2 separate regions of the Homo sapiens genome follow, and region 2 is linked to region 1. Evidence: chromatin contacts called from ENCODE Hi-C or POLR2A ChIA-PET data. All regions are on one chromosome and are shown on one strand. The core of a region is the stretch at or near the end of the contact, and the rest is flanking DNA. Distances in the headings are between cores, read along the strand shown. Region 1 overlaps LINC02625 (long intergenic non-protein coding RNA 2625). Region 2 has its middle 76 kb from the start of LINC02621.

Evidence for each region. Hi-C counts contacts between places; a loop is a spot of excess contacts on that map. ChIA-PET counts read pairs that join two places held with the same protein, here RNA polymerase II (POLR2A).
Region 2: a loop to region 1 is called in a map with no recorded cell type, with 4 times the contacts of the local background. The contact joins two enhancer-like sites. A Hi-C loop is called at or near these places in 1 of 168 maps with a recorded cell type or tissue (A673) and 1 of 37 single-sample maps with no recorded cell type. POLR2A ChIA-PET finds 5 or more read pairs at or near these places in 1 of 52 experiments (IMR-90).

Annotation. Positions count from the first base shown.
Region 1 is chr10:61,833,903-61,836,870 of GRCh38, forward strand. All of the region lies in intron 2 of LINC02625 (long intergenic non-protein coding RNA 2625), which reads right to left. Among named protein-coding and RNA genes, the nearest start is that of LINC02625, 33 kb to the right of the region's middle. Within about 2 kb of position 1,374, at least 11 of the 41 ENCODE cell types and tissues checked have a DNase peak (open chromatin) inside an H3K27ac peak, as active enhancers do.
Region 2 is chr10:62,182,133-62,185,100 of GRCh38, forward strand. It overlaps a transcript of RTKN2 not described here. Among named protein-coding and RNA genes, the nearest start is that of LINC02621, 76 kb to the right of the region's middle. Within about 2 kb of position 1,404, at least 5 of the 41 ENCODE cell types and tissues checked have a DNase peak (open chromatin) inside an H3K27ac peak, as active enhancers do.

The DNA of each region.
Region 1 (2,968 bases), core at 124-2,623:
AAGTGGCTTAATGTATATTCGACACTTATTGGGCATTAGATTTAAGACCGAAAGGTAAGTAAATTACCCCCAAGATTGCCCAGCTAGTTAAAAACAGAGCTGGGACTGGAACCCATATGTCTTAGCTTTCCCGTCTTCCAAAATAGTTGTTTGATGGCTGCTCAGAAACTGATGGAGAACAGAGTTTTCTTCTGCAAGGATACCAGCACAGCTTCAACAGTCACGTTTTTAGGGGCAAACATCTCTTTCCTCTTACAGGTGGCCTCTAAGCCCCAACCTCTTTACCTCCTTCTAGCTTCCAAATCTTCCAATCTTTGAATGTCTACTACTCAAAGCAATTTTTCCCAAAGTATATTCCTCAGAACATTCACTTAAACATCCAGCGTAATTTCTAGGTTTAAAAATAATGAGGATGACCAACTGACAGGATAAGAATTATGAAGGTAGTGTTTGAGTAACAGAATAAAATGTTTGGAATATTTCTCTAGGATAATAATGACATATTTTGTTTTTTAAAAATTGGCTTGGAGAATGTTTTTATTTTTTAAAAAATTATTCCTTAGCCAAATATATTTGAGAAATAAGACATCTCTTAGAAAGGGACTATGCAAATTAGCATATAGAGGTTACTAAGGAGTTTTGCATCTAGACACTTTTTAACCCAGCAGTTCCAGAGCATAATGAAATATGAAAACATTTCTCAGCACAATACTTATTACCATCCTTGGAATGCCACAAAACACATTTTAAGAAACACCAGAATTGATTTTTACCCCAGGCATCAAATGGAAGGGACATATGTTAACGCAAGCTCTATGAGAGCAGGTTTTTCTAGTTTTTTCACTGCTTAGGACAGTACCTGGCACACAGTAGAGATTAACTGATTATTTGTTGAAGAATATATGCTCATGGAAATAGCAACTTGGGATTTGGGACATCAGCCCCTGGTAGAGAAGAAGCCAGCACATTAGGTTGTGGGTCTCTGATCTGGTTGTTCTCAGCCAGAAGGTCCCCATGGAGTTGGCTATCCTAAAAGAAGAAGGCCCCCATCCACCCAGGAAGGGCTTCTTGCCAACCAAGATGGCAGGTCCCCACCAGAGTAGAACAGGCATGCAATACAGGCCACAGCTGCCTAATTCACTGGTATCAGTATTTCCACGGATGCCAGTCTTCATGACTTCCACACAAAAATCAGGTTCCCTTACAAATCTGAGTCAATAGGCTTTAAACTGAGCACTCATGAAAGAATAAACTCCACTCCCCTACTCACAGCCAGCCCTCTGGCCTTGTCTAGGCCACGGCCAGGAGCACTAGGGAGGGAAAAGGAAGGTAGCTTCAACTTTTCCTGGCAAAGTGGCCTTCCTTTTCAGAACCTGTAGCTCAGCTAAGTGGAGACACCTGGTGTTTGTTGTTGCAACTTCAAGAACAATACATTAAGACTCGGGGCAGAAAATCAGGCTTTTCATAAAAATTGTGTCATCAAAAAGACGGTTCAGGAAGAAAAAATGCAAATGGCAGCCCAACTCACCCCTACAAGACTTTTTCCCCCTCAATATTTCTACCATCTGAATAGCTTTTCTCCGTATTCCTGTATGTAAAACATGGGGGAAAAAAAACACAATAGCAAGGCACCTAAAATTTGTGAGAATCCAGAAAAGAGAAGAAATCATCTTTCCTGGTTGCTCCATTTTGTCAGGTGTTAAATCAGAGTGCTAACTTTTGTATAATAACTGTTTGCTAATACTTAATAAGTAGCCGGTGTAACACAGTTCCAAAAAATTTTTTTGTTGTTGTTAAGCCTATGCAAGGCCAAAGGAGTATTAAAGTTTCACTACGGAAGAAATATGGCCACTGCCAAGAACTGATTAGTCATAAAATCCGAGGCATTATCATCATCCATCATTGCCTTTCTTTTAATGACTGAACTAAAAAGAGAGACATCAAAGTTTTCAAAATAAGGTTATAAAAATGCTGTACGCAGATGAGGCCTCCAAATATTTTGATAGAACCTGAACAAAAAAAATATAGAAAAATCATTGAAACAAATCACAAAACATATGTTGTTATGTTTTGCTCTAAAAAGCATGAAGTTTATCCAGAACCCTATTATGGTAACTGCTTAGCTTTTCATGCATTCCTAAATTACCATGTAATCTAAAACGTTGTTTTCAGCTGCCCTGTATTGGAAAGTCCCTTAAAATAATCAGGATGATTACAGGCTAGTATTCAGAAAGAAACTTGCTTGTATTATTGTAAATGAAAGTATTATTTATCGGGCAGCCTCCTTTAAAGAAAAAAAAAAAACCCTATCTCAGAAGCACAGAAATACAATGTATTCAGGAAATACCTAAACCAAGGATTGCATTTTGGGCTCTCTACATTTTCAAACACATGGATAGTTGGTGTAAAAATATGTTCTTTTTCTGCAGGGACTTGACTGTAATTAGTGTGTGCCAAAACTCTCTCACAGAGATTTCATTGTCTTATCTACTTACATCATCTTAATGCGATTTTATTTTACTTTGTCAAAGTCATATTAATGTAAATGTGTTCTTGATAGCAAACAGAGTTCTTTTTTATGCAAAACAGGATTCAGCTGACTCTAATAAAACAGCTTGCAGTCTATTAGACTATAACAGTAATGTGCTTATTTTGTTTCTCAAATCAAGACTGTGTCAGAAAGCTATAGATGGAGATTTGTCTTGTTTTTCACAATAATTGCTAGGGTGGGGTTACATTATGATCTTTAAATGAATAGTATCGCTTAGAACAAACACTTCATATATCTTTTATCTTCCCCGGCATACAGTTCTGAGTTTTCTTTGAAAATGCTGCGCTACTTTTCCACATAAGTCATCAGAATGTTTCCAAAGAATTTTAACTGCCAGATTAATTATATCTTGCAAACAAAGATAGATTGCTTACATTCTTTATTCAGAATTCCTGCCAGTGTGGAGCAACTGGCAAC
Region 2 (2,968 bases), core at 154-2,653, 350 kb after region 1:
ATGGTGATAAGTGGTTGGATTCTGGAGATATTTTTAACATATACTCAATAAGATTTGCTGGTGAATTAGATAGATGGTGTTTTGGATAGAGAGGAACCAAAGATGACTTAAAGGTTTTGACCTGAGCAACTGGAAGGATCGAGTTGGTGTTTACTAGATGAATAAAACTGTGAGAAGGTCAGAATTGGAACAGAATAGCAGAAGATCTTTTTAAAGTTTGAAATGACTACTATGCTTCCAAGTGCAGCAATTTAATAGGAGCTGCAACACACAAGTTAAGTCCTCACTTAACGTCATCAGTAGGTACTTGGAAACTTCAGCTTTAAGGAAACACACAATGGAACCAAATTACTGCAGGCTAATTGATATAAACAAGAGCTAAGTTCCTATGGCATATTTCTGGTCACAAAAACATCACCAAACTTCTAAAGAGTAAAACACTTCTAATATTAAACACTGAAATAAATGCGAACTATATATACTTTTAAGAAAGATTAATAAAAACAAGATAATTATTACCCAATTATTCCAGATGAGGGTTGAGGGTGGCCAGAGTCCACCCCAGCAGCTCAGGGTGCAAAGCGGAAGCCACCCTGGCCAGGACGCCATACCCTAGCAGGGGGCACCTCACACACACACCCACACAGGCTGGGACAATGTAGACACACCAATTCACCTGACATGCACATCTTTGGGATGTGGGAGGAAACCAGAATACCCAGAGAAAACCCACACAGACATGGGGAGAACATGGGAACTCCACACAGACAGGGGCCCCGGGCAGAAATCAATTTTTTTCCAATCAACAGTATAATGAAATGACACTGAATGGAATGATGTTATTTGAGGACCAACTGTCATTGCGTGTATGTATACATGTACACATTTTTATTTTACTTTTTATTAAGTCTTTATTATGTTATTATTTATTTATTTCAATAGGTTTTTGGGGGACCACATGGTGTTTGGTTACATGAGTAAGTTCTTTAGTGGTGATTTCTGAGATTTTGGTGCACCCATCACCCACATGCACACATTTCTAAATGCATAAAAAATTTTTGGAAATATACATTAAAAATTATTAACAGTGGTTACCTCTGGGTAATAGGAATCTTTGGAAACTGGCACTGGAATGTTAGAGGAGGAAGTAATATATGTTTTTGTTTTTTGATACCTTTCTGTATCATGTATGTACGTATATATGTATTACTATGTTCTATGTTACTTTTATGATTAAAAATTACTTAAAATTCTTGTGGTTGGTGAAATGAACCAAGTCACTGCAAACAGAAGTCTTACTAGGAAAGTCCACATTGGATCAGGGGTTTATAAGGTCCTTTCAAGCTCTGACATTGATTTCTGCAACTGGGTGTTAACTGGTAAGTCTCCCCGTCATTTCCTCCATAGGCTTCTGTGAAATTTGGTGTGTGAACAGCCTCTCTAATTCATCTGCTTCATCTTGAAAACAGTACCAAGAGCTCTCGGTGCTTAAATACCTCACAGGAAATTTGAGGTTGGATGAGATAAGGTGTTCAAATACTTTGAGTTACCACAAACACAGGTGCTCATGTAGGCACAATATTATGAGTCCTGGAATATTAACAGACCTAGTAAAAAGAAGCTGTTTCTGCCTTTTGATCACATAGGCATTTTGATACTCATGAACTCCATTTAGTCTGCGGTGGAATGAGTGTTTCTCCACAAACAGTATTAATTTTAGCATTTTTGTTCATGCCTTCTGTCAAACAAGATTTCTTCAGCCTTTGATTTTTATCAAGATTCACTTTATTCTTCAAAGCATTTAATTCAAGGTTCACTCCATCAGTGGGTGGATTAGTTGAGTAACTGAAATACCAGTGTTGAATGCCATAGTAGTTATAATATTTCTCTTCACAGGAGATATATTTACCAAAGTCATGTACTAATGAACAATGAAGTGACTGTCCAAATAGCAGACACCTGGTAAACACTGAATGGAAAATAAACATGGACAGCTCTACAAAATGTTTACTCAATGACTCTTAAATATTCTTCTAAGGTCACTATTATGTGTCAGGTGCCGTACTGGGTGCTAGGAATACAGGAAGGAGACGCGTTGTCTTTTCCCTCATGAAGCTTACATTCTACTAGAGAAATGTCACATTGTATTTTAAATTTTTCACACTGGTTCTAATGAAGTATTTGAGAAGCTATGTGAAGAGGAATTTGGAAGTTGCTGGCAGTTTCTGGAGATTATGTAGTTGATTACTATTATTCTGAAAAACAAAAAAAATCACCTTTAGTCACCCACAGAGGTAAAGAGAAAACCAGAAAGTCACCACCAATCAGAATCACAAAAGGCAGTCAGTGGAAAAGATTGCAAGTTTCAGGAAAAATGAGTTGTCTTAATATGTAAAAAAGCCTTTCTTAGAACTGGAACTTACAAGAAATGGGCTGAAAATTCTAAAAGCAAACAACCTTAAAGAATAATGTCAAACAGAGGCTGGATATTCATGAATATGATTGGTTGGGAGCATGGCTTCCGCCTACAGAAAGAGGTTGAAGTAGATTACCTCTGAGGAGCCTTCCTAGTCTAATTGAATAAGTACTGCAGTTATGAAATTATATTTTCTCTAGAGAACCCTTTCTCAACAACCAAATAACCCAAGTCGCTAATATTCTATTTATATTTTATAATTTCTTAACCAAGATCTCAAATAAGAACTAAGTAAAGAAAAAAACAGGCCTTGTTAGTTACTGAAGAGTAAATAGAAGTATAGTTTTCACTAGACAGTCTTGCCTGAAGCTCAATTAGAAATCTTACCATTCACTGGTAAAACATCTGCCAAAGTTAACAGGTAAACCACTAATTGGTAAGCGGTCACTCCAGGGCCCCTGCCATCATCACCATCCCCAACTCCCAGGAAATCTTGCAAAAAATTTTCCCATTGTTCTGCCTCCCTTTTCTAACTAATTTGCCAGCCAAATT